2 separate regions of the Homo sapiens genome follow, and region 2 is linked to region 1. Evidence: read pairs that join two places in POLR2A ChIA-PET (ENCODE). Cell type or tissue: MCF 10A. All regions are shown on one strand. Each heading gives the region's core, and the rest is flanking DNA. Links, peaks and the distances in the headings are about the cores only.

Evidence for each region. ChIA-PET counts read pairs that join two places held together with the same protein. Peaks named below come from ENCODE experiments on the same cell type or tissue, not always from the same donor. Only the 100,000 strongest peaks of a DNase experiment are listed, where the experiment ranks them.
Region 2: POLR2A ChIA-PET joins it to region 1 with 6 read pairs; 2 of 35 experiments call an interaction of 5 or more read pairs at or near these places.

Annotation. Positions count from the first base shown.
Region 1 is chr1:243,902,665-243,908,047 of GRCh38, reverse strand. No RefSeq gene overlaps it. Among named protein-coding and RNA genes, the nearest start is that of LINC02774, 12 kb to the left of the region's middle. In MCF 10A, for the core only: no CTCF peak of the experiment used is centred there; no DNase peak of the experiment used is centred there.
Region 2 is chr1:244,288,047-244,293,429 of GRCh38, reverse strand. All of the region lies in intron 1 of LOC105373262 (a long non-coding RNA gene), which reads left to right. Among named protein-coding and RNA genes, the nearest start is that of SPMIP3, 62 kb to the left of the region's middle. In MCF 10A, for the core only: no CTCF peak of the experiment used is centred there; a DNase peak (open chromatin) is centred at 3,249.

The DNA.
Region 1 (5,383 bases), core at 139-5,138:
GAAAGAAAGAAAGAGAGAAAGGAAGGAAGGAAGGAAGGAAGGAAGGAAGGAAGGAAGGAAGGAGGGAAGGAAGGAAGGATCTTCACATGGGCAATAAGCTAGGACTTTCATTCCAATCAACCCGTTCCTGCAGCTGTTTAAATCTTCATGCTCCAGTTTTGTTTGTCCATATTAGGGCTTTTGCCCATCAAGCTCTTTTGGTTTGGTGGCTAGTTATAGAAAAGAGGTTAATTTGAGGGAAGACTATTGGGTACCCAATAAAACTGGTATCCCTTTGGATGCTTCTAGGCTAACACTCTAGTTATTTTCCCTTAAGTCAAGGTACTTATACAACTTCCAGAAGGTTTGCACAACTTACTACTGGTATACAGATTATAGAATTAAGTAATATAGAAAAAAATAACAGCCATATCAAACCATGAAGCAATAATTTGGACTAAAGTTTGGATTTTTTTTAAGTATTAAAAGATGCTGGCCAGGTGCAGTGGCTCACACCTGTAATCCCAGCACTTTGGGAGGCTGAGGTGGGCACATTGCTTGAGCCCAGGAGTTTGAGACCAGCCTGGGCAACATGGTGAAAGCCTGTCTCTACAAAAAATACAAAAATTAGCCATGTGTGGTGGTATGTGCCTGTAGTGCCAACCACTCAGGAGGCTGAAGTAGGAGAATCACTTGAGCCCAGGAGGTTGAGGCTGCAGTAAGCTGTGTTCACACCTCACACCACTGTACTCCAGTCTGGGTGACAGAGTGAGACCCTGCCAAGAAAGAAAGAAAAGAAAAGAAAAGAAGGAAAGAAAGAAAGAAAGAAAGAAAGAAAGAAAGAAAGAAAGAAAGAAAGAAAAGAAAGAAAGAAAGAAAGAAAGAAAGAAAGAAAGAAAGAAAGAAAAGAAAAAGAGAAAATGATGTTAGCTTCACGTGAAAGATTATTATATTAATTCTATCTCTATGTCTGTCATAGTTCTCCATAACAAAATATCCCAAAAGACTAACATCTATTTGTTTAAGCTGATTTTGACAATAAACAGTACAAAGCACATTTAGTTTTGTTAACTATAAAAAGATTGAGCTTGCATATAAGACACAAGTTCCTGAACAGAAAGGCACAAGAATAACGAGAGGCTACCACAGCCACCCCTGGAACAATGGTGAGCACTCAATTCTTTTCAGGAAATGTGAGAATCATAAATGGAGACATTTGCAAACAGGAGAGGCAAATTTAAATTCTGAATGTTTAGGAACTAGCTAGTCACAGGAGGTTGTAATAGGTGAATTTTTGAGGGTCCTCATACCTCAGCCTTCTACATCTGTATATATGTATTCGTAAATATCGAGTTGTAATTTAAAAATTCAATCAGTCATTATTATCTAGTCTGTATTTGAGATTTTAAAAAAACAGATATCTGGAAACCTCATTTAATGCCATGAAGAGAGAAAGAAATTATACAGCCTAAAGCACTATAAGCCTGCCACCTTATAGAGCACTCATATTCTCAATTACTGAAATAATTTAAAATAAAGTTGGTCATTTTCTTCCCTGTTTGAGTAGCATATGTTACAGTCAAGAGATTTGCTCACAAGTTTTGCCATCTTTCTGAATTTTCCTGTCCTCATTATTTTTTAAACATGTCAATAAGAGCAAACATAGATTGTGCACTTACTATGTCCCAGATATGATATGAAAACACTTCGTGTACACTCTTTCCCCTGCCATAGTGTCCATTTGACAGATAAGAAGCCTGAGGCATGTAAAGAATAAGTCACTTGCCCAAGGTTTTTCAAGGATGGATCTGGGATTTGAATTTCTGGTGAAGCAGTCAAGGTTCTTAGCGGCAAAAATAGAAACTGACTAGCTGGTTTTCGCGAAAAGAAAAAATTATTTAAAAGATGATATGGAATTTCCAGGAGGGCTACAAAAACAGCCATGAGAAAATGGACAGGAACGGCCGAGCAAGGTGGCTCACGCCTGTCATCCCAACACTTTGGGAGGCTGAGGCGGGCGGATCACAAGGTCAGGAGTTCAAGACCAGCCTGGCCAATATGGTGAAACCCCATCTCTACTAAAAATACAAAAATTAGCTGGGCATGGTGGTGGGCACCTGTAGTCCCAGCTACTTGGGGGGCTAAGGCAGGAGAATTGCTTGAACCCCAGAGGCGGAGTTGCAGTGAGCCGAGATCACGCCACTGCACTCCAGCCTGGGCAACAGAGAGAGGCTCCATCAGAAAAAAAAAAAAAAAAAAAAAAGGGACAGGAACAAAGGGAAGCTATGCAGGAAGAACCACAGGCCCAATCATGCTACTAAACCAGCCTGGCTGATTCCACTGTGCAGTTACATTAGACATGAGTGGCAGCGACCTGCAGCCCCAACAATGCTAGCACTGGGCACTGGACATTGATGCCAACACCACTGCTCTTTGATACCTTGGAAATCGGGTTTTACAGCTACCACTGCTGCCACCAGAAAGAATCTTTCACTCTACCTGCATTTTTGTAACACCAGATCCTAATGTGAAATCTGGAGCAGGTGAGTCCATTTGGCTGAGTCTAGGTCATGGGCCAGACACCAGCAGCAAGGAAGACTGAGAAATGAGTAGTCTTACACTTTTAGCTTCTCAATAGTGAGGGTGGGATCTAACTTGCATCAAGATTCCCATGGTGAGAAATCTCCTCCTAAGAAGAAAAAGGCCAGATATTGTTCATCACCATATCTTAAGCCATTTATGCCTAGTATTCCATTATTGGAACTTTAAGCTTGTGGGAGTTATTTATATCCTACTGCTCAAGGTCATCGCCAAGGTCTGATTTTTCACAAAAAAATTTTGCAACCTCCGGCATAAGTGGGTTTTAAGCATTTAGCGTAATACCTACCGCTAAGTAGTTGTTTAACTAATATATGTGAAACGAAAAAATGAATGTATGGTCCAGTTGTCTCGGGGAGGGACACAGGGAAAAGCAGGAAAACACTATCAATAGCTAATAACACGATTGACATGGGCAGACCAGAAAGCGCATGCAAGTGAAAGTTACAGGTAGTGGACGAGTTAGCCTGGAGCCCCTCCTCCAGCACACGTGGAAACTGCCAAGGCTAGCACTGGTCTGCTTCCTTACATCCTGGGTATGTCATCTCTACCAGCGGTCCAGATCCTCACCCACAGCAAGAAGGCAAATCTGAAGAGCCCCAAACCCGCAGTACTGGTGACTACAGCTGTTGCCAAGCAGACCAGAAACAACTCATTTGAAAGCATGGAGAAAGCAGTGAGTGCCACCTAGGTACAAAAGGTTTTCCAGGCATTATCTCATGTAATCAGAACTTCAACACTGTGAAGTAGCTACTCTTTTTTTTTTTTTTTTTTTCTGAGAGAGTCTCGCTCAGTCGCCCAGGCTGGAGTGAAGTGGCGCGATCTCCGCTCACTGCAAGCTCCGCTTCCCGGGTTCACGCCATTCTCCTGCCTCAGCCTCCCGAGTAGCTGGGACTACAGGCGCCCTCCACCACGCCCGGCTAATTTTTTGTATTTTTAGTAGAGACGGGGTTTCACCATGTTTGCCAGGATGGTCTCCATCTCCTGACCTCGTGATCCACCCGCCTGGGCCTCCCAAAGTGCTGGGATTATAGGCATGAGCCACCGCACCCGGCCGAAGTAGCTACTCTTTGCAGCTCCATTTTACAGACTAGAAGAGCTAAGGCTCGGGGAGATCAGCTTGCCCAACGTTATATAACTAGGAATTGGCAGAATCTGGCTTTGAGTCATATCTCATTGGCTCCACATCCATCCTCTTAAGCGCTACACAACACTATACAACGGAAACTTAAACTATAAAAATAGGTCATTGCGGAAAGCATTTCTGTTACAGAATTTACTAGCTTCACTGTCAACTTATCTCATTATTTCTTATTTCACATTTTTACAGGAGAAATCAGCCTACACTTGAGCTGGCTCCTGTGAGGGAAATGGAGGGCTGTGCTTGATGCTCTCCAAGGTTCTGAAAACCAATGTTTGAAATTTAAAATTTAACTGCCAGAGTAAAGGTAGCATCATTTTATATTGGCTCTTCAATTTTTACACCCAGGGCAAAGCCATCTGTGAGCGGATGAAAATGAAATAATTATGAAATTTAGGCAGTTCTTAAGAAACTAAGTTTTCAACACACCCACATCCATTCACTAAAATTAAGGGATATGAACTCTGAAAACAGACTTCCTTTATACATTTTTGGCTTTTCTCCACAGTTATGAAAGTCAATCCATGCCAGTAATGTCTAAAATCACGATGGGAATTTTTTGAGTGCCGCAGTAAATATATTCTCTTGGATATGTATCATCAGTCCTGGAATGTTGCTGAGGCCAGAGTAAGCATCTGGAACCAGGGTACCTGGTGGCATAGGCAAGAAACAGCCAGTGGGGTGAGGATCGGAATCAGAATTGGCAGCCAGAGAGTCTGGAATAAGAAAAGAAATCAAAAGGAAAGGAAGGGAGTAAAGATCTGAAATAAAGAAAAAAATACCCTAAAAGCTTGAAAGGGGCCAGGCAGAAAGGAGATGAGGCTGTGGCCAGTGGCAAGTCATGGCTTTCAATTCATGGGGAGAAAGGTATCATCTGCTGTCTCTTTACTCCTAATACCAACTGCAGCGATGCTGTTTCTTTCCAAGTCTTTCTACATAGCTCCACGGGGGTTGACATTGGGCTGGACTGACATCTGCTGCTACTTCTTGCTGCATTCTGTGCTATTTGGAGATATTCTATTGATATCATCCTTCTTTGACCTTGCTTCACTCTTCCCCCTCCCAACTCTCCTTCCGCTGTCCTATTTGTAGCAACCGCTTTAGTCCACTAACAAGGGCTCTTTTATCTATTGGTCCTGCTCTTGCTTTTGTTTCTCTTGTCTATTTGGAGTTAGCTTCTTGATAGAAAGCCAGCACAAATTCTCTCTTGTCCTTGAGAAACTGTTGAACATAGCTGACTTGTTATAACCAGCAGGTAAAAGGATAAGCTAATTCTATATTTCACAGTAGTCTGTTTAGCAGCCTTAAACTTTAGCTAAGCAAATAACCATTTTCCTTTGCAGAAATTGTCATCCTGCCCTTATAATAACAATCCCAAGCCACTGAGTTGCAGAGACCACATGTGTTTAGAATAAATAAATAAAAAGAACTGAGCTCCTGTCATATGGATTCTGGCTTAGGCTGTTTGGATCCTGCCACTGCAGCTGAAGATGGGTTGCTGCTTACAGAATACTAATTGCTATTACTATTCTGAACTGATCTCTCTTGTGAAAGAAAAAAATATGAGAGAAAGCTGATTCTAGGTTGGTCACTCGAAATCCTAATCTAAGTTGGGAGAAATTCTATGTGCCACTTATATACATGTATTCACATAGGTAGGTAGAT
Region 2 (5,383 bases), core at 165-5,164, 390 kb before region 1:
TGAGCCGGGTGTGGTGGTTCACACCTGTAATTCCAGCACTTTGAGAGGCTGGGGCAGGAGGATCACCTGAGCCCAGGAGTTTGAGACCAGGCTGGGCAACAGAGTGAGGCTCCATCTCTACAGAAAATTAAAAAATTAGCTGGGTGTTGTGGTATGCGCCTGTAGTCCCAGCCTCTCAGGAGGCTGAGATGGGAAGATCTCTTGAGCCCAGGAGGTCGAGGCTGAAATGAGCTATGATCATGCAACTGCATTTCGGCCTGGGTAACAGAGCAAGGCTCTGAAAAAAAAAAAAATCCACTCTTTGAAAGTGTATAGTTCGATGGGTTTTTAGTTATTTACAATGTTGTGCAACCATCACATCTATGTAATTTTAGAACATCTTCATCACCCCCAAAAGAAACCAAGGTACCTGTTAGCAGTCGCTTCCTATTTACTTCCCCACCAAGCCCTAGGCAACTACTAATCTACTTTGTCTTCATAGATTTGCCCATTCTGGATCTTTCATTTAAATGGGATTGTACAACGCAGTTTTCGGTGACTGGCTTCTTTCTCTTGGCGTAATTGTTTTGAGTTTCACTCATGTTGTAGCACATGTTAGTCCAGTTGACTCTTGAACAATCAGGGTTTGAAATAAGTGAAAGCGTGCATACAAGGATTTTTTTCAATACACGTTACACCGAGAGTGCCTGCCTCTCCTGCCTCCCCCTTCCACTCCTTCCCATCTTCTGCCTCTGCCTCCCCTGAGACAGCAAGACCAGCCCCTCCTCCTCCTCAGCCTACTCAACATGAAAAGGATGAGGAGGAAGACCTTTATGATGACCCACTTCCTCTTAATCAATAGGAAATATATTTGCTGTCCCTTGTGATTCTCTTAATAACATTTTCTATTCTCTAGCTTACATTATTGTAAAAATACAGTATATGATACATACAACATACTAAACATGTATTAATTGACTATGTTATTGGCAAGACTTCCATTCAACAGTAGGCTATTAGTAGTTAAGTTTTGGAGGAATCCAAAGATACACATAGATTTTTGACTGTGCAGGGGTCAGTGACGCTAACCCTTGCATTGTTCAAGGCCAACTGTACTTCATTCCTTTTTATGGCCAAATAATATTTTCTTCTATGGATATACTATATTTTAAGCATGGATGGTTTTAAAGGATTCCAGAAAGTTCTAATGTGTATCCATGATTAAATCATTATGACCCTGCTGGGCTGTGTAGCACATATGGCTGAGACAGGATAGAGTCAATAAGAGCCTCTGGTGAAGACAGTCTCCAACAATACTGTGTACGTGTCTTGATTTACTGGCAGGAAAAAAGTTTGCACCTGTAGTTGGCACCCCCCTGTTTTGTAGTTCAGTTGCTGCCACCCTCAGAGGAGCTGGTGGGTGCTGGGCTGCAGGTGACACATGAAAGAAGGGACGCAGAGAGGCAGAGGCACCAGCGGGCCAGAGCCCCAGGCGGGAGGGATCCCGGTCGCTCTCTGGTGAGGGGGCCATGAGGTCCCAGGAAAGTCCTGGGAACATTACTTTGGGTAGAGCAGAAAGAGGCCAGAAAGTTGCTTCTAAAACCTGAAAATGATTCCATGGAGTTGGAGAAGCGCCCTTGCGGTGTAAAGGTTGGATGTAGCTGTGAAGACATCAGAAAGCGTCTGCTGGTGTGAGGACGTGCTGGTGGCGTCTGGCCCTTTCTTCCCTGGGCTGCTTGCTGCTGTGCCCGGTTCCTGTCCCCACGCCTTTGTTTGGCCCTTTGTCCCACTGTCCACTCACTGGAAGACCCCAACAGGATTCTTACCAAATAGATGAGTTGATGCCAACCCACCGAAATTACCATTCGCTGGGTAGGAAAAGATGGTCACACCTGTTCTCATCCCATTCAGTGTCTTTATTGCACTCAGGAGTAGTTCAGCAGCTGTTCAGACCATTAATGGGAAGTGGGCTAATACTTCTGTCCCTGCTTTTTTTTTTTTAAACTTGGGAGGAAACAGAGTGATTTCTTAACATGATCACAAAGCAAGATAAAGGCAGATGAAGGCACAGAACTCACAAATGCAGTCATGAAGAGACCTCCCATATTCTGGGGTAACAGGAAGGGGCCCTGTTTTCCCCACCATGCCCACCAAACTCCTCCCCATTCAGCAGCCCCAGCGAGCTTTATAAAATAAAAATCAGAGAATGCCCCTCCTTCTCCTCCACTTGAGACCCCCCAGTGGCTTTCCTACACTTAGGATGAAATCTAAAATACCAGCCTGGTGCAGTGGCTCACACCTGTAACCCCAGCACTTTGGGAGGCTGAGGTGGGCAGATCACCTGAGGTCAGAAGTTCGAAACCTGCCTAGCCAACATGGAGAAACCCTGCCTCTACTGAAAAAACAAAAACAAAACCAAAAATTAGCTAGGTGTGATGGTGTGCACCTGTAATCCCAGCTACTAGGGAGGCTGAGGCAGGATGATCGCTTGAACCCGGGAGGCAGAGGTTGCAGTGAGCCGAGATGGTGCCCCTGCACTCCAGCCTGGGTGACAGAGCAAGACTCTGTCTCAAAAAAAAAAAAAAGAAAGAAAAAAAAGAAATATAAAATCCCTACCCTTGAGGAAAAGCCTCACAGACGCGAGGCTGTGCCCCAGTCAGTTCTACCCACACGAATTGCCCCTCTCTCCATAAAGCACATCCAGCCTTTCCTACTTCAGGGCCGTGGCACTTGATTCTTGGTTTTCTTTCTCTTTCTCCATCCAACATATTCATCACCTGCCTCAGCTTTGATGTTGTTTCCTCAAAGACACCTTCTTTCCTCCCTACCCACTGTCGAAATGAGGGGCCACTCTTTCGCCCACAGTATTCTTTGATGATCTCATACAGTTCATTACTCTTTGAAATTCTGTGGTCATTGTTTCTTTAACATCCGTCCCTCCACTAGACCCTAAGCTATATGTTGAGTTTATTCCTACTTTATTCCCCCGAACAGTGCCTGGCTGCAATTAGGCATTGAGCAATGCCTGCTGAGGAAGGGTTGGGTGCATGGATTTACAGAGGGATTCTGGAATTCCAGAGTGCTGGGGGTGGGGGTACTATTAGGGGCTGCAGTCATCAGGGAAAGTGGGAGAGCTATGGGAAGATTATAAGGAAAGGAGGGGAGTCAGGCCTGGAGCGGGGTTAGCTACCCACAGTGTATAGAAACAGGAGGACAAAATTGAGGGAATGTTTACTTCCAGGAAAGACATGGCCAGACGCCAAACAAGTCATCAAGAAAACAGATTCAAGATACAGGTGATTGGCTGGGCATGGTGGCTCATGTCTGTAATCTCAGTGCTTTGGGACACGGAGGCGGTAGGATAGCTTGAGGCCAGGAGTTTGAGATCAGCCCGGGTAACATGGCAAGACCCCATCTCCAATTACATATATGTAATCTGAGCATGGTGGCTTGCCTATAGTCCTAGTTACTCGGGAGGCTGAGGAGGGAGGATTGTAAAAAGGCAAGACTCTGTCCCAGAGACCTCAGTCTCTCCATGGGCATAGGTTAGGAGAGAGTTGAGTGTAAAGAAGCTCTTTCCAGGGTGTTCATGTAGCCTTTCCCCACATACTTTCATGCACTGCCTCCCCCTCTTTATTCTTCTCCCAGGCACAGAATCAAATTGATCGCAATTATTAATTCATAGCATGCTATTATCGTTGTCCCCACAAGGCTCCTCTTCTATTGTCAAGTAAATTGTTATGTCACCCTTTGTATCCCAGCTCCAATCCCATTGTCCTTCCGGTTCCCAGGCATACCCAGACTTATATACTTAATGCGTGCATCTCCCTCCAATCCACCTCCCACCACACAGATATATGTATATATCCTCCATAATATACAGTATTTTTGTATAGGTATACATATGTGCTTTTTTTTTTTTTTTTGAGACAGAGTCTCATTCTGTTGCCCAGACTGGAGTGCAGTGGTACAACTGATCAATGTTCACTGCAGCCTGGACCTCCCAGGCTCAAGTGATCCTCCCACCGCAGCCTCCTGAGTAGCTTGGGACCATAGGCACATGCCACCATGCATAGCTAATTTTTTGTACTTTTGGTAAAGACAGGGTTTAGCTATGTTGTTCAGGCTGGTCTCAAACTCCTGAGATCAAAGTGCTGGGATGACAGGCATGAGCCACTGTGCACAGCTGTATATTGTTTAAAAAGTCTTATACATGTTATTATGCTAAAAATATTCTGTTTCTTACATTTTTGTCTTAACATTTATAGTTTTGAGATTTATACATGTGTGTACAGTCTAAGTGATTTCTTCTATCACAAAGCATTTAGCCAAATGTATATAGCTTATTTTGCTTGTCCGTTTTCCTAGTATGGCCCCTAGATTACCTCCAACTCTGCAGTATATACAGCTCTGTGTGATCCTTTTGTGTATATCTCTTTGTGACCTTGTGTGACAATTTCTCCAGGATATATACCAAGCATGGTTTCCCTGGGTCCTGGGGAATACCTATAGAAAATTCTCTTCCAAATGGCTTCACCAGCTAATATTTCAACCAACAATGCTCAAAGGTTCACATTTCCCCATGTCTTTGCCACCACTTGATATTGTCCAACTTTCTAATTTTTGCCAGCTTGATATGTGTAAGGTGGTATTTTGTTAATTCAGTAGGATTTTTCAAAACCTGAGTGTCTGTAGCCATCTTTGCTGGGACTGAAGAGAACGTCATTACTGTATCAAATGTGGTGTGAACTACATTTCTATGAGTCTTATAGCCTTTTCCCCCCCTAATTTGAAGAGTAGTTTGTAAGTATATAATAAAAGTACCTGCCTCATAGAGTTGTTGTAAGGGTGAGCTAAGGGTCTGGTTCATAGTATGTGCTCAGTAAAAGTAAATCACTATTATTATTATTGTTATTGTCATCATTACTGTGAATAGAAAGTAATTAGCATGGTGTTTGGTACATGGCATTCCACTGGAGTGTAAGTTCCACAAGAAAAGGGAGTTTGTGTCTTTCTTGATCATGGAACAGTGTTTGGCCCATAGTAGGTGCTCAGTAAGAATTTGTTGAATAAATGCGTAATAACTGGAAGTGGCTATAATGATGGCAATGATGCATATAAAGCTAAGGGCTCCATAAATGTTAGCTAATAAATGTTAGCTCTTATTATAATTAACTCATGTCATGGGGGCCCCCAAAGGAAGGAGCTAGGCCAGTGGTTCTCAAAATTGATTGTAGTTTGGAATCACCTACCCTTTGGAATAATGATGTTAAAAATAACCAACAGCTGGTCAGTCTTCCCACACACAACCCACCTTTTATCTTTCACCACAAAATACTAATTCATTTACAAAGGAAAAGGGGCAACTTTACAGTGGAGAAGCCTGGCACACATCATCTTAATC